Linked DNA regions of Homo sapiens: all the other regions are linked to region 1. Evidence: read pairs that join two places in POLR2A ChIA-PET (ENCODE). Cell type or tissue: OCI-LY7. All regions are shown on one strand. Links, peaks and the distances in the headings refer to the core of each region. The heading gives the core; the rest is flanking DNA. Region 1 overlaps SVIL (supervillin). Region 2 overlaps SVIL (supervillin). Region 3 has its middle 100 kb from the start of MTPAP.

What was found. ChIA-PET counts read pairs that join two places held together with the same protein. Peaks named below come from ENCODE experiments on the same cell type or tissue, not always from the same donor. Only the 100,000 strongest peaks of a DNase experiment are listed, where the experiment ranks them.
Region 2: POLR2A ChIA-PET joins it to region 1 with 6 read pairs; 3 of 35 experiments call an interaction of 5 or more read pairs at or near these places.
Region 3: POLR2A ChIA-PET joins it to region 1 with 5 read pairs; 2 of 35 experiments call an interaction of 5 or more read pairs at or near these places.

What each region holds. Positions count from the first base shown.
Region 1 is chr10:29,476,011-29,483,859 of GRCh38, reverse strand. It overlaps SVIL (supervillin), which reads left to right. Exons shown (of 38, transcript NM_021738.3): 28 at 2,132-2,276; 29 at 3,047-3,323. All of the region lies in intron 2 of SVIL-AS1 (SVIL antisense RNA 1), which reads right to left. Among named protein-coding and RNA genes, the nearest start is that of MIR604, 65 kb to the left of the region's middle. RefSeq lists enhancers at 4,446-4,977, 5,845-6,344. In OCI-LY7, for the core only: CTCF peaks have their summits at 4,008 and 4,207; DNase peaks (open chromatin) are centred at 1,709, 3,689, 4,169, 4,629 and 1 weaker place; H3K4me3 peaks cover 4,575 bases; H3K27ac peaks cover 5,000 bases.
Region 2 is chr10:29,576,439-29,584,287 of GRCh38, reverse strand. The region is part of intron 1 of SVIL (supervillin); the gene reads left to right. Among named protein-coding and RNA genes, the nearest start is that of MIR938, 22 kb to the left of the region's middle. RefSeq lists an enhancer at 1-258. In OCI-LY7, for the core only: no CTCF peak of the experiment used is centred there; no DNase peak of the experiment used is centred there.
Region 3 is chr10:30,244,404-30,252,252 of GRCh38, reverse strand. No RefSeq gene overlaps it. Among named protein-coding and RNA genes, the nearest start is that of MTPAP, 100 kb to the left of the region's middle. In OCI-LY7, for the core only: a CTCF peak has its summit at 4,280; a DNase peak (open chromatin) is centred at 4,352.

The DNA of each region.
Region 1 (7,849 bases), core at 1,206-6,205:
TTCAACTTTCCTGCCTAGTTTCCTGCTTAAAATCCAATTATTGATTTTCTTATTAATTAATCATTATAGAAACCATTAAAAATTATGGCAGTGTGATAAGTTTTAAAGTCCTTGTTAAGCAAATGCACTAATGTTTAACCTCAGTATGGTAACAACCATTATTTTAAGGACTGGAACTACAGCTCAGAAGATTTTATTTGGTATAGCAAAGGAAAAAAGAACAAGCTAAAGCATAAAATCTATGTGATAGCCAACTGTATTTAATAGTGGCATAATCACAGATCTGAAAGTGGATGACTGAGCTCCTAACCCACTGGTTTTCAACATCTCTGAGACAGAATCACCTGAGGGGCCTTTTAAAAAATGCATTTGCTCAGCCCAGCCCCAGAGATGTGTTTTCGTTTCATGTGAGTTAGAGCTTATGTGTCAATATGTCTTAAAAGCTCCTAGGGATTTTAAGATGCAGCCAGGATTACATACCCAGACCTTCTTAGCAAATGAGGCTGAAACCACTGAGCCCAGTTCCAGCTGTAAGTCAGGGAAGGGGGTAGAGAAACCCCTGGCTCCTGGCCCAGGTTTGTCCCCCTCACCCTGCAATCTGCCACATCGCTTGCTCACAACGCTTCAAAACATAAATGCCAGATTCCAAAGCAGAAACCAAGAGCCCTTTCAATCATCATCTTAGCAAGCCTGCAGAGTAGGACTGACATAACAAACAGTCATTCAGATATTTTCTGATAAAGACCACAGCCTTTCAAGACCGCCGTGCATTTTCCATAGGTGCTTATGTTTGGTTCCTAAAGTCCCATAAGAGCATGAGGTAGAAGTGTCTGTGCTCTATGATTTATCCGGCAGCTTTCTTTGAATCAGGCAGCCTTTCTGATGTGCCTCAGCTGTGACATCAGCAGCTGTGGTCTTGACCAAGCAGGAAGTGACTGAGGCAGTAGCACAGCAGGGCACGAGCAGCAAGGGGGGTTGCTCTAAGGGGTGGCTGCATTCCGGGCCGGATTCACAACCGAAGATGGATCTGGAGGGATGAGAGATCGTGCATGTTATTCCAGGGCTACGCCCTCTGCAGCACGTGTATCTTCTCAGCTCTGCCTTTATCTAAAATACCTGTGTTCTTGGGGACAGTGTAAATTTTGAAATCCTAAGGCCACACAAGACCTCCGGGTGGAGCTATGCCGTTTTCTTTCCTATCTCTCTGTGCTCTCCTGTCTGCTGCCCTGGCCAGTGGCCTAGAAATAAGTGCACAAAAAGGCACTTCAAGATCTATGAAAGTGTGTTCATTTTAGTGACGGGAGAATCTCCATACTCTGGAGAGCTTTGTTGTAACATGACATAAAATAGTAGAGAATTGAGGAGGGAGCTACCTCTTCCCTATGTCTATTAATTAATTGGACGGGAAACTTGGTAAGCATCTGCAGGTGACTGGGCGGCTAAAGTAGACAAGGTTTTCCTGCGGCTCCTGCCTTTTCCAAAATCCCCACCCAGCGTGCCACCCCAGGGTATCCCAAAGACAAGAATTTGCTAGAATGTGGCCCACACCTGTAGTCCCAGCACTTTGGGAGACTGAGAAGGAAGGATCACTTAAGGCCAGGAGTTCAAGACCAGCCTGAGCAACATAGCGAGACCCCTGTCTCATATTTAAAAAAATACAAAAATTAGCTACGCATGGTGGCACACACCTGCAGTTCCAGCTATCTGCAAGGCTGAGGCAGGAGGATCACTGCAGCCCAGGAGTTCAAGGCTGCAGGGAGCTATGATTGTGCAACTGCACTTCAGCCTAGGCAACAGAACAAGACCTTATCTCTAAAAAAAAAAAAAAAAAAAAAAAAGAAAAGAAAAGAACTTGCTAGAATGTAAGAAAAGTCTAGTCCTGACATGGTTCATGTCACATTCAGGCACATCAAAAACTCCATGGACACAAAGCTTTGCAAGACTTCAGACTAAAATAACAAAATGTCATTATTTGGTAAAATGCAGGAAAATAAACCATTTACTTTATATGTACTCACGTACTTTGAGGTTTTTTCCAGCAGCCGCATGTGTTTTAGATTCCTTTGTTTAAGCTTGGCTTCATCTTGGTTCTTTTCCTGTCTGTTCTCCCAACCCCCCTCCCACCCTACAGAAAAGGACAGGGGCGGCCCGACTGGGCGATATTTGGGAGACTTACTGAACACAATGAGACGATTTTGTTCAAAGAGAAGTTTCTGGATTGGACGGAACTGAAGAGATCGAATGAGAAGAACCCCGGGGAACTTGCCCAGCACAAGGTATTCCGGCGACCAAGCCTCAAAACTCGGGGCTTGGTTCGGGTCCCAATAAAAGTGGCCTTCATGTAAAATGATCAAATCAGGATAGTTCGTATGGCTGTCACCCCAGATGTATCATTTCTTTGTGGTGAGAACATTCAAATCTTCTCCTCTAGCTATTTTGAAATATGCAATACAGTATTGGAAAACAGTCACCCCACTGTGCAGGAGAAAACCAGAGCTCATTCCTCCTCTCTGTCACTTTGTACCGGTTGGCCAACATCTCCCTATCTTCCCTGTCCCGTCTCCTTCCCACACCCCCTTCCCCATAAAACAGATGCATGTATCAACACATCGAATCATACCCATAATAATGTGTCAACTAAAATACTTTTTTAATTAAAAAAAAAACCATGGACACACAGACACACAAACAAACACACACACACACACACACACACACACACACACCCTTAAAGCTAGGAAGCCTTCCCAGGATTCACTAGTAGAACAGCAGACAGGCCTCCAATTCTAATCTGACTCTGGGAAGTGAAGAGTCTGATTTGTGCCTGTTCTCAGGCACCCATGTGCTGTTGTGGCGATGGGTGTTCAGACCTCCCAGAGTCTTTCTGGAAATGCAGCCTTTCCCTGACTGCAGTTAAACATCCTGAGACAGAGTGTGGAAGCTGTATTTTTATGCTGTCCCATGAACAGCTGAAGCAGCATTGAGCATGACAAGGAATAGCTGCAGAAACAGGCAACTGAACTGATGTCTTTGTGTTCCCCTGTAGGAAGACCCCAGGACTGATGTCAAGGCATACGATGTGACACGGATGGTGTCCATGCCCCAGACGACAGCAGGCACCATCCTGGACGGAGTGAACGTCGGCCGTGGCTATGGCCTGGTGGAAGGACACGACAGGAGGCAGTTTGAGATCACCAGCGTTTCCGTGGATGTCTGGCACATCCTGGAATTCGACTATAGCAGGCTCCCCAAACAAAGCATCGGGCAGTTCCATGAGGGGGATGCCTATGTGGTCAAGTGGAAGTTCATGGTGAGCACGGCAGGTTAGTGAGCGCTTGTGGTTTTTTCCAGCTGAAAGAGGCTGGCCCGGCAGCCCTGCGGGAGCCAGCTTCTCCAATGAACCCTGTCATGCCCTCTGCTGCGTCCGTGCAGTGGGGCACTGCAGTCATGCGCCTTTGAGAGCCACCTAGTAAACTACAGAGATGAAAAGAAGTAAGGCCGAATTCCTAACAACCTAGCATTGCCGAGGCCGCTGGTGTTCACCTGTAGAAATTGAACTTGCACATCAAGGCTTCTCAGCTCCCTCTCTCCCTCCCCTGCCCCTGTCCCCAGAGCTTTTCTGGGAAAGAGATGATTGGCCTCTAAATGATATTTCCCATGTGGCTGTGTGCTGCTTCAATTAAAGTCGTTAAGTACAGCATATCTTCGTGATTTAAAGCTGGAACCAAATGGTGCTGTAACATTATAGTAAATACACGCACAGAAGATTGATTTGAAAAGTGAAAGAGGCTGTTTCTCCCGAGACTGAGAGCACGGGTGGTGCTTTGTGGGTCTGGTGTAGTAAATGCAGAGTCTAAACTCTCCTCGGTTCCTGATGGTGACGGACCCCATTGCAAAACACTCACCTGGATGCTTGGTGCTGGGGAAAGGGGGAGTCCGGTGAACTCTGGAGAAATCATCCCTTTCATTGCCAAGGAGGAGCCTTTTCCACAGCGCTGCTCACCCCTTCCCATTTAGGAGAGCATGCAGGTCACAGGTTTGTGATTTCAACTCAGAAGAGAGTATTTTTGCCTCTTTACAGCCCCCTTGCTGTGCAGGTGCACCTGCCCCCGGGGCCACAGGAAGCACAGGCAGCTGTTTGCTGATCAGAAAACTGCAGGCTCAGAACCAGGATTTCTTTCCTGATTTATACAAGATGCATCTATTCATCAGCTGACAACATTTCCTGAGCACCTACTCTACGGAAGACACTTTGTAGGGACCAAGTAAATATTTCAGACCCTGTCTCAGTGACATAAAGCAGGTGCAGGAACAGCCAGCAGGTGGGCCTCGCTGAGCACACGGCCAGTGGGGCTGTGTGCTGTGCAGAGCCGGGCTGTGGCCCAGAGGTCCCCCTGCCCCCTCAGGGCACGATGCTGGGGGCTTTACTCTGCCTGTAGCTGAGGGCCTACTGGGCTCCCTGAGACATTTCTGTTGTGGTGCTAATTTTTCAGATAAGGACCAAGACAGTAAGATCAAGGAACCTGCCTGAAGCCACACAGCTAGCAGGGAGTGGAGCTGGACACTCAAGTCCAGACCTGCCTCTTTTCAAACCCAACTGTGCTATTAAACCGCTCTGCGGGCAGAGAGTCAGAGTGGGGCTCCAGCACAGGATGTGGGCAGCTGTGAGTCTGGCTACAAGGAGGGGCTGAAGATCCCAGTCACCAGACCTTGGAGCAGGTCAGCATTGAACCAGCAGCAAGGCGACTTGAGGTTGGGCCGCTGAACACACCAAACTTCAGGGGCTTCTTAAACAGCAGGAAGGGGATCTTCCAGGGCCCAGGCAGCTCCAGCCTCTCCTTCCAGGGAGTAGTGGGATGTCAGACAAGGACCCCCAATGGGAGGGACATTTCTTTCTCTCTTTTTGTTCTTTTTTTTTTTTTTTTTTTTTTTTTTGAGACAGGGTTTCACTCTGTCTTCCAAGCTGGAGTGCAATGGCAGAATCTCGGCTCACTGCAGCCTTGACCTCCCAGGCTCAAGCCATCCTCGTGCCTCAGCCTCCCAAGTAGCTGGGACTACAGGCATATGCCACCATTATCAAGCTAATTTTTTCTTTTTTTTTTTAAGAGATGAGGTCTCACTATGTTGCCCAGGCTGGTCTCAAACTCCTGGGCTCAAACCATCCTCCCACTTCAGCCTCCCAAAGGGAGCAGCATTCCTCATCTACTTAATTTCTTATGAGCAAGCAATTGGAACTGCTCCTTTCCTTTTTCATAAGGAGCTGTGTCCCTTGAGGGAAGGCCACAGGTGCTGGGACCCTACAGCCTGGGATTCAGAATCTCAGGCCCTCACTTACCAGCTGTGTGGGCTGGGTAAAGTTACTCTGTCTGAGCCTTGGTTTTCTCACCTGGAAAATAGGGATTATAGTACTCAGCTCACAGGACTTTATAATCAGGTATATATGACGTTTAGCAGGTGCCTGGCCTGTGTTCACATTGTAGGTGCAGGAAATACTCATCACTGACATTGTCAGCAGGAACAGCGTAATTACTGTTTTTAACTTGAAGACAAGATAATGTGGATCTCCCCAAAACAATAACAATAACAATTAATAACAAAGAGTCACTGTCGTGGACTTACGCTTTTGCTTTTGTGCAGAGGTGGCATGTACAGTGTTAATCTCTGATGCTGGTTGCCAAAGACAATAATAATAGGGAATTGAGTGTGTTTCGGGGCAGGCAGATCTCTTAACCTTTGGAGTAATGGAACTGGGAACTTTAAAGAACAAACTAAAGGCACTTGTAGTGCCCGTTCCTAAAATGCAAAAAGGGAAATCGTGTTTTATAAAACCAGACATAGTTTAATTTAGCCATTTTCTTACTTTAGCTGTTAGTTATGAGAAAAAAAAGTAATTGTGAGTGAATGAATGAGTAAAACTGTTAAAGTGAATTAATTAAAAATAAAGCGAAGAGTTCAGACTTTCATGGACTATTGACTTGGAGGCCCTTAGGAAATATGATTTGAGCCGGGTGATTCCTTTCTATATTTCTTCCCAATGAACACAATGGACATCTCACAGCCAGCTCCAACAACATCTTTTCCAGCAGACTTACAACTTAGAAAAAGCCCAGCTTTAGAGAATTAAGTTAAAGCAGGGAGCATTCAGATTCCAGACCATCCCTCCAGCAGGGGGGAAGCACAGCCCGATGGCACTTGCAGTCACTCCGTAACCAACGCGGAAGCTCTGGCCCCTTGGTGACACTAGTCCGGCTCCCCTATCACTTGTGCGCACAAGGGCCACACCTGCAAACAGGACTGAGTCAGAGCTCAGGGTGCACTTCTGGGAGAGGGTCAGCAAAAGCAGCAGCTGCACAGGTGGTACAGCCTCCGCTTGGCCAATGCTGGCCGGCCTGCTAGGGTCAATGTCCTGGCCCAGTGCCTGCAGGGTAGGGTTGCTCACTCCCCAGCAGGGTCGCGACAGCTGCTCAAGGTGCCCAGGGATCTGAGCCAGGCTCCTCCAGGGCCTGATAGATGTCTAGTTCCTATAAATAGGTGGCTCTGGTGCAAGAATGCTTGACCATGAACAGTCTTTATATTTGTGTTTTCTGTTATTCCTAAATAGAACTACTAGTACCAAACATTCTTGAAAGTGCCTTGGTGGCGTAACATGTCCACACTTTAAATTAGGTAACTAATCAAGGTTGTAAAGAGAATAGCTGGCTGGGCACGGTGGCTCATGCCTGTAATCCCAGCACTTCAGGAGGCCAAGGCAGGCAAATCACGAGGTCAGGAGTTCGAGACTATCCTGGCCAACATGGTGAAACCCCCTGTCTCTACTAAAATACAAAAAGTTAGCTGGGCATAGTGGCGGGCACCTATAATCCCAGCTACTCGGGAGGCTGAGGCAGGAGAATCGCTTGAACCCGGGAGGCGGAGGTGGCACTGAGCCAAGATCATGTCACTGCACTCCAGCCCGGGCAACAGGGTGAGACCCTGTCTCAAAAAAAAGAATAGCCCAGAAGTTCTTACTACTAAAAATTTAATCTTTATATTGCCAAAATTAAAAATGAATACACATACGAAAAATTAAGTTTCATGTAGGACTAAATTTGGGTATGTGCAGAAAAACTGTAAAGAAAACTAGTGAAATGTTTGCTTCATAAAATATCTTTAAAGAAATAAAATTCTAGACTCACACTTGTAACCCCAGAGTTTTGGGAAGCTGAGGTGGGAAAATCACTTAAGGCCACATGTTTCAGACTAACCTGGGCAACATAGTGAGAGACCTTGTTTATACAAAAAAATAAAAAATGAGCCCAGCATGGTGGCATGCACCTGTAATCCCAGCACTTTGGGAGGCCAAGGCAGGAGGATCACTTGAGCCCAGGTGCAGTGAGCTATGGTCATACCACTGCACTCCAACCTGGGCAACAGAGCAAGACCCTGTCTCTAAAATAAAAGTAATTTAAAAAAGAGACACAATTCTATTTTGTGTATATACACTCAAGTCTGTTTGCAATGTTAGGATGTGATGTTGGTTATTTAAGTGTGAATATGTATTTACACAATGTATTTGAGTGCTAACAGATTTCAAGATCTTTATAAACTGTTATGATCTATTTGAAACATATCTTTCCTCAATAATCTATTTAGTGCAACAAATGTTCACTATTTGAAGAATGGGATTGCTATTCAAAGGCAAAGTTTTGTTGCTAAGTTAGCAGAAATTTCAATTAAGTGGCTTCCAAATTAATTGTGGGATTTATAATCTAGTCATTGATGGTTCCTATTTTATTTTGCCCTCTCAAAAACACCCAAACTTAACCAGTTGAGATCCACAGTGGATGGTACAAAAGACTGTGCTTAGTCA
Region 2 (7,849 bases), core at 926-5,925, 100 kb before region 1:
GTGTGCCTAAGTGATTGCTGTCAGGCGCATTTACCATGCAGAGGGATGGGACCATTTAAGCCCACGCCCCGGTTAGGCCTCTTCCCAGTTCCAGCTCCCACACTGTCCGCTCTTCTTCCTGGCACGGAGGTGAGGGCCCATGGCCTCCCTGTTCACCTATTGCCATCATCTCCTCCACAAGTAAGCTCTCCAGTCTCGTCCTCCAGGAAGCCTTCCTTCGTCACACTCACCCCATCTGATTATGCTGTTTCCCTGTTTCTTCCCAGGCTTTATATCATCGGTGGCTTGTATTCATGGTTTTCTAATTCTGTGGGCGTATCCTAATCACCTGTGGTGGGAGGACTTTCATTTTAAACAAATACCGCAAGTGGTCTGAGGGCCACCCAAGTTTGATATCCTTTGCTTAATCAGATGTTACACCCACGCATAAACGTGTCTTGAGTCATTTCAACAGACAGTGTGGAATGTGCCTTTGATTTATTTTGTGTCATGACCTCCCCAAGGCACCTGCACTGTGAGCACGGGATCTGCTTTCCTGGTGCAATAATATGACCATGAAGAAAGCCAATCATGAAAGTGTGAAATATCACAAACACGCCCTCCCCTACCCCGCATCAATCAGCAAGGGGCTGGGGACCTGTTCTGAAAGACTGGTAGGTCTTGGGTACCAGTTAATACAACCCATGGAGGCCGGGTGCAGTGGTTCACACCTGTAATTCCAGCACTCTAGGAGGCCGAGGTGGGAGGATTGCTTGAGCCCAGGAGTTTGAGACCTGCCTGGGCAACATGTTGAGATCCCATCTCTACAACAAATACAAAAGTTAGCTAGGCGTGGTGGTGGGCCCCTGTAGTCCCAGCTACTCAGGAGGCAGAGGTGGGAGGAATTGGCTTGAGCTTAGGAGGTCGAGGCTGCAGTGAGCTGTGATTGTGCCACTGCACTGCAGCTTGGGCAACAGAGCCAGACCCTGTCTCAAAAAATAAAAAATAACCCATGGAAAACAAGGGTGACACTGGAGATCACAGGTTGATGAGCTTTTCTTGCATTTTCATACTGATTATTATTGCTGAGATTGTCATTGTTGTTACTTTATTAAGATGCCCTTCTGAGAACAAGGAGAGCCAGAAATTACTTTATTTGAAACTTTCCTTCAAATTATTGGAGTCTAGCTCTAGAACAGCTATGATCTATCTGGTACCAACAGACATTTTATATATGTGCTTGTCTGCTATCTGGACTTTTAGACTCACAGGAAATTCTCCTCTGTGACGACTCAGTGTTTCCCTGCTTTCTGTTCATGTGAAAACCATCAAGTAGTGAGCACTGAATGACTGGATTTGGCAGAGCCTTCTCCGCTCTCCCTGGACGATTGTAATCAAGTCAGCCCCTTCCCCTCTGCATGAGGTCTTCTTCTCACGAGAGGAGAGGCATGGGCCCCCGCAGCTCTGAAGGTGTGGCATGCTGCACCTTATGTCCTGGGATGCAGCCACAGACCCCATACAGTGAACACCTAGGTTTACTATTATTATTATTATTATTATTATTATTATTATTATTAGAGACAGGGTCTCACTCTGTCACCCAGGCTGGAGTGTAGTAGCATGATCAAAGCTCACCACAGCCTCAAATTTCTGGGCTTAAGTAATCCTCACTTCTCAGCCTTCTGAGTGGCTGGAACTACACCATCATTCCTGGCTAATTTTAAAATGTTTTTGGTAAAGATGGGGGTCTCACTATGTTGCCCAGGCTGGTCTCTAACTCCTGGTCTCAAGCAGTCCTCCTGCCTCAGCCTCCCAAAGTGCTGGGATTACAGGTGTGAGCCACCGTTCCTGGGAACAGCTAGTTTTATGTTTATTCGTCACATCATTGTTTAAGAGCCCTTTGTGGGTTGGGGCTTTGAACAGGTCAGAATCGTCCTTGGCGTCTCCTGGCCTCTGGCAAGTGGTGGGCCGGCCATGTGCCCCTCACAAGAGCTGTTCTCCAGGTGCTCAGCATGTGCCTGCATTGTATGTCAGCTGTGATTTGCCCTCAGTGTACATTTTATTGTAGATTGCACTGAAATATACACACCATGACATTTACCATTTCAACCACGTTTAAGTGAACAGTTCGGTGGCATTTAGGTGCATTCGCTCACAGTGTGCAGCCATCACCACCATCCCTCTCCAGAACTTTTTCATCATTCCAAATGGAAACTCTACCTATTCAACAACTCCCCAATTTTCCCTCTGCCCAGCCCCTGATAAACTCCCTTCTACTATCTGTCTCTGAATGTGACTGTTCTAGAAACCTCATATAAGTGGGATTGTACAGTATTTGTCCTTTGGTGACTGGCTTATTTCACTTAGCATAATGTCTTCAAGGTTCCTCTACATTGTAGCAAGCATCAGAATTTCCTTCCTTTTTAAGGCCGAATAATATTCCATCATATGTATATTCAGTGTGTAATTTAAACACAGAACTGACCTATGTCTTTCTTTTCTGACAATCAGCTGACCATTCTCTCTTCCTCTGAGGTACCTGAATTTTTCTTTCCAAGAGTCATTAGCCATAGATTTGGAATGAACCAGAAACTAAAACGATTGGAGATAATTTCATTACAAATGTTAACATTACTCTTTTGAACATTAACTTTAAAGACACTAATAAGTCTTTTAGGTGATTGCAATAAGCCTTTTCTTTAAAAAAGAATTCTGAAGTTTAGAAAGGCTGGCATGGTTTTCTTTCAACACATCCGATAAAGAAAAAATAGCTGTGACTTGCAACATTTCTTATTGAACGTACTTTGCCTTTTCATCTCCACCTATGTGGTCTGTTTCAAATTACCTTATGCAGTGATGTAATGCAACATTTTATTTGCACGCTTGTCCAAAATATTACCACTAACCAAAATTCACAGAGCATCTCACAGTGCACGCAGGAGGAGAATTAGACTAAAATGAGGAATCTGGAAAGTCTGACTGACCAGTGAGATGTGATCAAGGGGAAATGAAAGGGCCTAAGTGGGCTTTCCCTAGGGGCAATTTTCTCAGGTCAGGCAGTTCTGCCTCAGATTAAGGATCTGCACACATAAAGAAAATCCACCAAAGAAAATGAGAATACCATTTATGGCTGTTGCTAGCATACAAAATGCTCCTTTACTGGGCTATGAAAATATGTTCTTCACTTTGGAATTTCACTCCAGCCATCATCATTAGTAGCTTATAGTAGATTTCATTAAAATCATTTCCATAGCACTTCTTGATTTTGGAAATGTATTGATAAGTCATGTCAGTATGTATTCAGACAACTGCTAGTCATAATATCACACTCCCCTATACTGTACATTTAAATTCCAGCTCATGGTTGGTTTGATGGCTCACGCCTGTAATCCCAGCACTTCGGGAGGCCAAGGTGGAAGAATCACTTCAGGCCAGGAGTTTGAGACCAGCCTGGGCACATGGCAAGATCCCATGTCTACAAATTTCAAAAAATAGCCAGGCGTGGTCCCAGCTACTCGTGAGGCTGAGGTAGAAGGATGGCTTAAGCCCAGGAGGTTGAGGCTGCAATGAGCCGTGTTTGTACCACTGCACTCCAGCCTGGGCAACAGAGCCAGACCCTGTCTCAAATAAATACATACATACATACATACATTAATTAGTTAATTCATTCATTCCAGCTCATTTTCCTGTAGACTGGGAGTGCTTTCATTGATGTTCACTGAGCACAACAAGGTGACATGAGGTGACATCGTACGGACCTCTGGAGGAGCATGTAGTGCACCTGAATCCCTTTTCAATACGGAGTTCCTTGTGTGGATTAAATAATGCAGTCCATTTTTGGAGTGCTTCTATACGTGTTCTCTCATTTTATCCTGACCTCACCATCCTATTTCCCTCTTTGATTTTGTTGTGGCTGGCCAGGGAATGGCTGTTTTGCCTTTATTAAAACAATTTTTTTAGAGACAGGGTTTAATCTGTTGCCCACACTGGATGAGTGCAGTGGCGTGATCATAGCTCACTGCAGCCTTGGCCTCCAGGGTTCAAACGCTCCTCCCACTTCAGCCTCACAAGCAGCTGATTACAAGTAGGGATTGCAGGCATGTGCCACCATGCCCAGCTAAATTTTTTTTTTTTAAATTTTTTGTAGAGACAGAGTCTAACTTTGTTGCCCAGGCTGCTCTCGAACTCCTGGCTTCAAGCAATCCTCCTGACTTGGCCTCTCAAAGTGCTGGGATTACAGGCATAAGCCACCACCAGGCCCTGTTTTGCCTTCAGAGATGTATTTTAAGTTGTTGGTCTACGCTTGATGTATCTATCCTAGGTCAGGCACTATCCTGGTTTTCTCATCTGCATATGAGGATAAGTCACCGAGAAGACTAAAGGAATTAAATACTCCAGGACCCTCAGCCTTGCATCCGCCCCCCAGTGATGAGCCAGGGGAGGTCACAGGCACCATCCTGTTCGGCCCTGGTGGGAAATGGCTGGCTGCAGTGGAAGTGCTGGCTACTTCCCTTTCCCTTGGCTTTGCCCTCGTTTTCTCCCCCAGGATGATGGCCCCCAAAGGAGAGTTGCCTCAAAGGACAGCGTTGCAGGGGTGCTTGTGTGTCATCAGCCAGAACAAGTGACAGCGTCTGACTCCCCAAATAGCCTCCCTGTAAGTCTGAGCTGCCGCTGTGACCTGCGCTACACAGTCCCTGAAGGTTTAATACCGTGACTGTCATCTAACGCCTTAGCTTTTGACCTTGTCAATTTGGGAGGTGACACGTCTCACCTGGACTCATACTGAGACATTGTCAATAGTTGGACTGCAGGAATCATTGTCCCCGTTTTTGTTTTTTGTTTTTTGTTTTGTTTGTTTGTTTTGTTTTTTTGAGACGGAGTCTTGCTCTGTCACCCAGGCTGGAGTGCAGTGACGCAATCTCTGCTCACTGCAACCTCCACCTCTGGGGTTCATGCCATTCTCCTGTCTCAGCCTCCCGAGTAGCTGGGACTACAGGCGCCCGCCACCACACCCAGCTAATTTTTTTGTATTTTTAGTAGAGAGGGGGTTTCACCGCGTTAGCCAGGATAGTCTCGATCTCCTGACCTCATGATCCGCCCGCCTCGGCCTCCCAAAGTGCTGGGATTACAGGCGTGAGCCACTGTGCCTGGCCCATTGTCCCCGTTTTTACCTTTGCCTAGCTCAGAAATCCTGTTAGATGCCCAGGAACTCAGATGAACACATTGTTCTGAAGAAAACTAGGAATACACATAGTAACGAAGTAGGTGAAATAGAGCATAATAAGATACTTCCAGTTTCCCCAGCGAATCTTTAGCATGTTCTTCCTGATTCTCCCTACATGCAAATATTTCTGTTTCACATCATGGCTTCAGATTTTAGGAAAGACAAGAAGACTTTAAGTAATAGTCTCAGGCTGAGGAAAGAGAAGTAATACTTTTCCTCTCTGCAAACTATTCAAGAAATGTGGTTGGCTAAGAATGGGAGAAATTTAAGGATAGAAGTGATTTCAGTGCTTGCCTGCCCATTTGATTGATTGATCCATTCAAGCAGTATTGATAGTTTACTTGTTCTGAGCCAGGCTCTGTGCTAGAAATGCACCCGGAAGTGTGCATCACGTGCTGTCTCTCCAGTTTTTATAATCCTTTAGCTAGGAGACAATAAAGGCTTTTGAGCAGGAAAGGTGTGATTGGTAATAAAGAAGAACATTTAGGAAGGGGATTTAACAGGTGAATTCAATGTTGGTAGGCAGGGCAAGGTTCTTCTGTGCGCACCTGGTGTCAAGGTTAAGCAACACTGGTGCCTGTTATCAAGGATCTTGGTGACCATCTAGACCAACTCCTCAATTTACAGCCAAGAAAATGCATCTGCTGGAAGAAGTGAGCAGGCTGATTTTGAGCCATAGGCGCCATTCATTCATGCCAGGATTTTCTCCTGGATTTTTAGCCTATGTCTAAGCTTTGGGGATTTAAGAGGTCTTATTGCCTTCATCTTCATTTGTATTTAATTGTTTTGCAATTACAGAAGGAAATCGTGCATATGGTGGATACTTTGGAAAATAGAGAAGTTACTTTGGAAAACACATGAACAGAGTTATCTCTGAGTTGTGAGAGAATTAATGTCTTGGTTTATTTCCTGTCATTCTGATTAGGTGTGTGTGCATCTCTAATATAATATTTAAAATTTTTCAAATCAGTAATGGAGTTTCAACCCTGGTTTGCTCGTGTAATTGATTTACCCAGTCTTCTATATGCACCCCAGGTAGACTAATTCCCATTTTATACATTTATAAATGTATACACAAATACACATTTATAAATGTATACGCAACTGGGTCCATTAACTTTAACAATATTAATTATTCCAATTCACGGACCCATTTATTTGAGTCATCTATAATTTCTTTCATCGATGTTTTATAGTTTTCAGTATACAGATCTTTCATCTAATTGGTTAAATTTACAACTATTTTATTTTTTGATACAATTATGAATGGGATTGATTTCTTAATTTCTTTATTATATAGTTTGTTGTTGGTGTAAAGAAATGTTATTGGCATTCCTTAAGGAACCAAAAGTAGAACTACCATTTAATCCAGCAATCCCACTACTGGGTATCTACCCAAAGGAAAAGAAGTCATTATATAAAAAAGACACATGCACCCGCATATTTATAGCAGCACAATTCACAATTGCAAAGACATGGAACCAACCTAAGTGCCCACAGACCAACAAGTGGATAAAGAAAATGTGGTATATATACACTGTGGAATACTTCTCAGCCGTAAAAAAAGAATGAGATAATGTCTGTTGCAAGAACCTGGATGGAGCTGGAGACCATTATTCTAAGTGAAGTAACTCAGGAATGGAAAACCAAATATCATATGTTTTCATGTATAAGTGGGAGCTAAGCTATGAGGACTCAAAGGCGTAAGAGTTGTATAATAGACTTTGGGGACTCTAAGGGGAAGGTTGGGAGAGGAGTGAGGGATAAAAGACTACATATTAGGTACACTGTACACTGCTCAGGTAAGGGTGCACTAAAATCTCAGAAATCACCACTGAAAAACTTATCTGTTTAATCCAAAACCACCTGTACCCAAAAAACTATTAAAATTTAAAAAATCATTTGCAGTCAGGTGCGGTGGCTCACACCTGTAATCCCAGCACTTTGGGAAACCGAGGCAGGTGGATCATGAGGTCAGGAGATCGAGACCCTCCTGGTCAACATGGTGAAAACCCGTCTCTACTAAAAATACAAAAATTAACTGGGCATGGTGGAGCGTGCCTATAATCCCAGCTACTCGGGAGGCTGAGGCAGGGGAATCGCTTGAATCCAGGAGGCAGAGGTTGCAGTGAGCCTAGCTCGCGCCACTGCATTCCAGCCTGGTGACAGAGCAAGACTTCGTCTAAAAAAACAAAAAAAAATCATTTGCATTGTTAAAAAGAATAAAAGAAATACTACTAGCAGGGAGCGGTGGCTCATGCCTGTAATCCTAGCATTTTGTGAAGCCAAGGCAGGAGGATTACTTGAGGCCAGGAGCTGGAGATCAGCCTGGGAAACATAGTAAGACCCAATCTCTACCAAAAAATTCAAAAATTAACCAGGCATGTTGGCACATGCCTGTAGTTCTGGAGACTCAGGAGGATGAGGTGGGAGAATTTCTTGAGCCCAGGAGTTCAAGGCAACAGTGAACTATGGTCACACCACTGCACTTCAGCCTGGGTGACAGAAAAAGATATACTACTCATAATTTTATTTAATTTAATAAATGATGGGGTATGTATATATCAGAATTAGAACATGTCGCCATAATGCCATAGTCTTTATGTTCTGAGTCATCATCAATAAACCACAAACATTGTAAAAACA
Region 3 (7,849 bases), core at 1,589-6,588, 770 kb before region 1:
GTTGGTTCAACCCTAAACAGGCAATCAGTATAATTCATTGTATTAACAAACTAAAGAAGAAAAACATATGATCATCTCAATAGATGCAGAAAAATCTTTTGCCAAAATTCAACCTTTATTTCTGTTAAAAATTCCCAGCAAACTAGCAGTGGCATGGAACTTCCTTAAACTGATAAAGGGCACCTACAAAGTCCTATAGCTAATTCCATGCTTGATGGTGATAGAATGAATGCTTTCTCCCTAAGACCTGGAATGAGGCAAGGACATTTCTTTACTCACCTTTAACTGGAAGTTCTAAATGGTACGATGAGGCAAAGAAATAAAAAAAGGATTATCTGAAAAGATTAAAAAAGAAGTAATAGAACTCTCTATTCACAGAAAACAACTCTCTATATAGAAAATTCCAAAGAATCTATTAAAAAATATCCTAAAACTAATAAGTGAGTTTACCAAGGATACAGGATGCATGATTAATATACAAAAATAAATTCTATTTTCTCTACCCTAGCTATTAGAATTTAAAATTTAAAAAAGAACACACGGACATAAGAAATATTTAGGTTGAAGTTCAGCAAAGATATATGTGGGGTCTTTATGGTACAAACTACAAAACACTGATAAAGAAGCCAAGGAAAAAATATAAATAAATCGAAAGATATACCTGATTTATGGATTGGAAGTCTCAATATTGTTAAAATGTCAGTTCTCCCCAAGTTAATCTATTAAAACTTCAGTTAAAATCCCAACAGAGCATTTAGGTTTTTGTAGATATTGAGGTTTTGTAAATATTCAGGTGTTTGCAGATATTGACAAGCTAATACTTAATTGTATGGAGAGGTAAAGGAAGTGGAATAGTCAAACCTTTTGAATTAGAAGGTAGAGGACTCACACTATTTTATTTCAGTACTTAAGCTATGATTAAGACAGTGTTATACCTGTAAGAGGATAGCAAAGAAATCAATGAAACAGAATAGAAAGCTCAGAAGTAACTCTTATCTCTGAAACAGATGTAGACAATTAAAGACAAAAAGCATAGTCTTTTCAACAAATAGTGCTTGAAAAATTGGATGTTCATATACAAAAAAAGAGTCTCAACCCATAATTCACACCTTATAAAAAATTAGAATGGATCATCAACCTAAATGTAAGACATAAAAGTAGAAAACTTCTCGAAAAAAATATATAAGAAAATCTGACCTTAAGTTAGGCACAGAATTCCTAGATACAATACCAAAAACATGATTCATAAAAGAAAAAATAAATCAGATTTTATCAAAATAGAAAACATTTGACCTGCAAAAGACACTGTTAAAAGGATTAAGGATGAAAAGACAAGCCATAGACTGGGAGAAAATATTTGCAAATCATATAACTCATAGAGGTGCGTTATTTATAATCACCAAAACTCAGAAACTACCCAATTGTCCCTCAGCTGATAAAGAGATAAACAAAACTGTGGTGTATTCATCCCACGGGAAACTATCCCACAATAAAAAGGAATGAATTATTGATACATGTAACAATGTGTATGATCTCAAATACATGTTGCTCAGTGAAAGAAATCAGACCCAAAAGATTATGTATTCTATTATTATTCCATTTGTATGATATTTTGGAAAAGGCAGAGCTACAGCAATGAGAGAACTGATCAGTTCTCCACCAAGTTGCCAAGATTTGGTGGTGAAGAAAGTTTCAGGCGGGGCACAGTGGCCCTCGCCTATAATCTCAGCACTTTAGGAGGCTGAGGCAGGAGGATTGCTTGAGCCCAGGAGTTTGAGACCAGCCTGGGCAACATGGTAAAACTTGTTTCTATAAAAAAAAATATGAAAATTTGCAGACCATGTCGGTGTGTTCCTGTAGCCCAGCTACTTGGGAGGCTGAAGTGGGAAGATCACTTGAATCTGGGAGGTTGAGGCTGCAGTGAGCCATAATCGTGCTACTGTATTCCAGCCTGGGCAACAGAGTGAAACCATGTCTTAAAAAAAAAAAAAAAAGAATTTTACTACAAATGGGTAACACATTTTGGGGGATGATAAACTTTGGTATCATGACTGTAATAGTGGATAAATGGCACTATGTGTGTTAACAAATAGAACTTTATTTCACAAAAGTGAATTTTATTGTATTTAAATGTATCAAAATTTTAAAAAACTATTTATTTTTAAAATCTGCCCTTAAGGTTGGATCCTACAGGTAATGTGAATTTGGACTACAAACCCATATAAGCAGTGACTTAAGATTATGAATTTTCAGGTTATTCCCCCCCACCGCCCACACCACCCCCTACCATCTAGTGTTAAAGTTGAGTTACATTTTCTTGTTATTTGCTTTCATGTGGCAGGTTTAACTTCTCATTCACCCATATGTTGAGGGTATACCTTCTGGGATCTCAGATTTATATAATGGGTTTCCTACTAGATGCCTCATTTAGGCTTTACCTCCTATATTAGTCAGGGTTCTCCAGAGAAATAGAACCAACGGTGGGGAGAGAGAGAGAGAGAGAGTCTCTCTGGTGTGTGTGTGTGTGTGTGTGTGTGTGTGTGTGTGTGTGTGTGTATGTAAAAGAATTTATTTAAGAAATTGGCTCACGCAATTGCGGAGGCTTGGTGATTCCAAAATCTGATGGGTGAGACTGGCAAACTGGAGACCCAGGAAAGGGTTGCAGTTCAAGTCCAAAGACAAAGCGCTGGTGAACCAGAAAAGCCAGTGTTATCAAAGAAGTCCGAAGGCAGTCTGGCAGAACTCTGTCTTGCTCAGAGGAGGTCATCCTTTTGTCTAGTCAGGCCTTCCACTGATTGAATGAGGCCCACCCACATCATGGAGGGTCATCTGCTTTTCTCAAAGTATACTGATTTAAATATAAATATCATCCAAAGACACTCCCAAAGAAACATCCAGAATAATGTTTGGCCAACTATCTGGGCAACGTGGCTCATCCATGTCAACACATAAAAGCAACCGTCACGCAGTGGCTCATGCCTGTAATCCCAGCACGATGGGAGGCTGAGGTGGGCGGATCACTTGAGGTCGGGAGTTTGAGACCAGCTGGGCCAAAATCATGAAACCCCGTCGCTACTAAAAATACAAAAATTAGCCAGGTGTGGTGGCATGCTTCTGTAATCCCAGCTTCTCGGGAGGCTGAGGCAGGAGAATCAATTGAACCTGGGAGGCAGAGGTTGTAGTGGACCAATATCACGCCAATGCACTCCAGCCTGGGCAACAAATTGAGATCTCAAAAAAAAAAAAAAAAAGCAACTGTCACACCTCCTGTCCCCAAACCCATGTGGTCCTTGAAGCAGAAGTTAAGGTCTCTAAGGCTCAGCAGAAACCTTTAGGGTAAAAAAGCCTGTTTCATTCTAGTTTCGACTTCTGATGAGTATTTTCGCTCATGCCAGTCAGCAATTCATTTAAAAGCATTCTTAATGTATTTTACCAAGATTTTTGTTGTTTCAGTTGGGAGGGGCTTTCAAGCTTTCTAAGTTTACCATTTTGCTAGTACTTGAAGAAACTTGCACTAACTGTTCCCTCTGCCTAATATATTTATCTCCATTTTTGTCGACCTACCTCCTATTGTCACTTTTCAGTTTAAATATTACCTCCTTAGGCCCTTCCTGACTTGAATCTCAGGTAGTCAGTGTTTTCCTTGTATCACCATCATCTTCTTTTCTTTTCCTTCCTTCCTTCCTTCCTTCCTTCCTCCCTCCCTCCCTCCCCCCTCCCTCCTTTGTTTCCCTTCCTTCCTTCTTTCTTTCCTTCCTTCTTCCCTTCCTTTCCCTTCCCTTCCCGTCCCTTCCCTTCTCTTCTTCTTCTTCCTCTCTCTCTCTCTCTCTCTCTTCTCACCAGGTTGCCCAGGCTCATCTCAAACTCCTGGACTCAAGAGATCCTCCTGCCTCAGCCTCCCAAAGTGTTGGGATTACAGCGTGAGACATCACGCCCATCTCCATCTTATTTTCATTCTCTGTCCATTACTTCGTAATTTCTTTTTTAATCATTATTTGTTTGATTTTCCATCTCCCCACCCTCCTATGGGATGTGTGTGACTTAGATGCCAGGACTTTTCCTGATTTATTTACCATTCATTTTCCAATGGCTTTTTCCAATGGCTATGATAGTACTCTAGATATTTGTTCAGTAATAAAAAATGTTAAGCTACCTGTTTGTATTAGTCCATTCTCAACAATGCTGTAAAGGCATACCTGAGACTGGGTAATTAATTTAAAAAAGAGGTTTAGTCGGCTTACAGTTCTGCAGGCTGTACAGGCTTCTGCCTCTGGGGGGGCCTCAGGCAACTTGCAATCATGGTGGAAGGTGAAGGGGAAGCAAGGGCGGCTTACCATGGCCAGCAAGAAGGAGAAAGTGAAAGAGGAAGTGCAACACACTTTCAAACAACCAGATCTAGTGAGAACTCTTATCACAAGAACAGCAATGGGGAAGTCCGCCCCCATGATTCAATCACCTCCCACCAGGCCCCTCCTCCAACACTGAAGATTACAATTCCACTTGAGATTTGGGTGGGGACGCAGAGCCAAACTATATCACTATTAAATAATGCCATCAGCTGGCAGATATTCAAATCCCTCTCTCTTACCTAGAAATTGAAATTAACATTTAACTCTCAGGTCTCCAAGTCCAAAGTAAAGAGGAGCAAGGAGCTCTTTGGCTGGATATCGAAAGCTAGGATTACTTCCTCATCTATGTAGTCAACAACATCTATTGAGTGCGTATGATAAGGCTAAGCTGAGCACATATGTACAATGCTGAGTGTTGGGGATATAGGGACACTGAATATACCCCCGAAGAGCTTACTTTCTGATATAATAGATAGTACATAGTATGCATACACACACATACACACACACACATACCACACACAGATATAAATGAAGTTTTGTACCAGGTACTATAGGAGCAGTTGAAGGAGGAGGGGAAGTTGGGAGTTCCTTCATGGTTCATCAAAGACTTTACTGAAGAGGTGATGTTTGAACTGCATAGGTAGTGGTGAGATTGGGCACTAGAAAACTGCTTCAAAGGTAGCAAGAGAAAAATCTAGAGCTACTCTTGGCACTATCCAATAGAAATATGATGTGGGCCACAAATACAGGTCACATATGCTATTTGAATTTTTTAGTACCCACATTAAAAAGTAAAAAGAAATGTATGAAATTAATTTTTAAATTAATTTTTATGGCAGGAAAATACACATAACATAAAATGTACCATCTTAACCATTTTGAAGTGTTCAGCTCAGTGGTATTAAATATATTCATAATGGTGGCCAACCATCACCACTATCCATCTCCAGAGCTCTTTTCATCTTGTGAAACTGAAGGTTCATCGTATATTTTATTTAACCCAATATGTCCAACATATTATCATTTCAACATATAATCATTATACAAGTTTGAGATATTAGACATTTTTTTCACTAAGTCTTTGAAATCTGGTGCATATTTTGCCTTATATCACATACCAATTTAGACAAGACACATTTCAACTGTTAATAGCCATATGTGGTTACTGGCTACCACATTGAACACCGCAGATCTAGTGGAACTTCACATTCTGCATAGATGAAAATATGGTTTAGAACAGTGCATCTCAAACTATCTCTAGTGAAGAATTGGTGTTTCTGTTGCTTTTTAAAGGAAACTTCAAGTTTGTTTTGGACTGATACTTTTGTAAAGTGGAAATAAAAAAGAATTACTGGAAAAAAATAAAATCAAGGGCCGGGCATGGTGGCTCACACCTGTAATCCCAGCACTTTGGGAGGCCAAGGTGGGCGGATCACTTGAGCTCAGGAGTTTGAGACGAGCCTGGCCAACATGATGAAACCCCATCTTTACTAAAAATACAAAAAAATTGGCCAAGCGTGGTGGTGGACACCTGTAATCCCAGCTACTAGGGAGGCTGAGGCAGGAGAACCACTTGAACCTGGGAGGTGGAGGTTGCAGTGAGCCAAGATTGCACCACCACACTCCAGCCCGGGTGACAGAGCTAGACTCCGTCTCAAAATAAATAAATAAATAAATAAAAAGGAAATGTAAAATGCAAGCTTGATTTTTAAATGTCAGATTCAATAGACATTATATCCTATACTCTTACTTTGAATTTCTGCATTTTTCTTGTCACAGGCCAATAATACAGACTTCACAGAGCCCAGACAGTCTGCAGGGATCCTGGTCTAGAATGTGGTGGGGCTCACTTGTCCTCTAATCAATCTTGTTAATTCCTGCCTCACTTATAGTTGACTAAAAAGATGGCATGCCTCTGGTGATTTGATTCTCAGAGGCCCCAGCTAGGGAAACAGTGCTGCCCTCATTTGTCCAGTAAACAAGTCTATGCACACGCAGCACGAATTCTGTTTGCACTTTCTCCAGTCTCTCAGAGTCTGGGTTAATCTATTTTTGTTTGTTTGTTTTTGTTTTCCAGGCCTTACAGAAAGTCTCTCAAAGGCAACTTCCCTCTTCAGTCTTTTTAGCACAAACTTCATGAGAGTTTCAGTTTTCCATCTCTTTTCTTTAGAGACAGGATCTTGCTCTGTCCCCCAGACTGGAGTGCAGTGGTGCGGTGGCCCAATTACGGCTCACTGCAGCCGTCCCGGGCCCAAGTGACCCCCCACCTCAGCCTCCTAAGTATCTGGGACCACAGGCTCTTGCCACCACGCCTGGCTGATTTTTTAAATTTTTTTAGAGTTGAGCTCTCCCTATGTTGCCCAGGCTGGTCTTGAACTCCTGAACTCAAGTGACCCTACTCCCTTGGCCTCCCAAAGTGCTGGGATTATAGGAATGAGCCACCGAGCCTCGCCAATTTTCCATCTTTTTAATACAATTATAACAGGGAGTTAGATTTGAGCCTAAAATGAGTTTCATATAGGATTCAAACAGATCAAAAGAATGAAAAGGAAAGTCAGCCAGTGGTCTCACTGAGTGCCTGAGGGGTCTCTTCCTGGGAGAGAGTGGACCAGGAGCATTGACACTGCTGCGACAAGAGACAGAGCCCTCGCTCCACAGGACGATGCTTACTCATGGCTTAATAACCATTTGTCCAGCACCTCCTGTGCATAGACCATGTACTTTATATAGATTATGACCTTTAGCACTTCCCCTGAAATCAGGGAGCAGGGCTAAATATAATTTAATTCTTTATTTATTTACTTATTTATTTTGAGACAGAGTCTCGCTCTGTTACCCAGGCTGGAATGAAATGGCATCATCTTGGCTTACTGCAACCTCCATCTCCCGGGTTCAAGCAATTCTCCTGCCTCAACCTCCTGAGTAACTGGGATTACAGGTGTGAGCCACGGTGCCCAGCCTATAATTTTATTCTTTGGAGGTAAAACTTTCACTTAGTTCAAAATTCAAAATTTACTAAAGGATATACAGTGAAAACACAGCAAAAAGTCTTTCTCTCATCCTGTCTCATGCCACCCAGGTGTTCTTGACACTGGCACCCATTTTTATAAGCTTCTTGTGTATCTTCCTAGACATCTTTCATGCTTCTGCAAAGACACATTTTTCCCCATTGTTTTGTCTCTCTCCTCCATTTGTCATTGTATCATGGTAATTATTCTAGATCAGATATTAAGTGTTTCCTCATCCATTTTTAGAGCTGCAAACATTTCCTTTGAATGGATAAATTATCATTTATTTAACCAGCCTCCTACTGTCAGAAATTTGTTTCTAGTGTTTTTTTTTTTTTTGCAATTGTAAACAATGCTGCAAATAATATATTGCATCATTGTTACTTGTTTTATGTATTAATGTATTATGTATTAATGTATGTGTGGGATAAATTCCTAGAAATAGACTTCCTGGGCCAAAGGGTTTGTGCATTTGTAATTTTGAGAGTA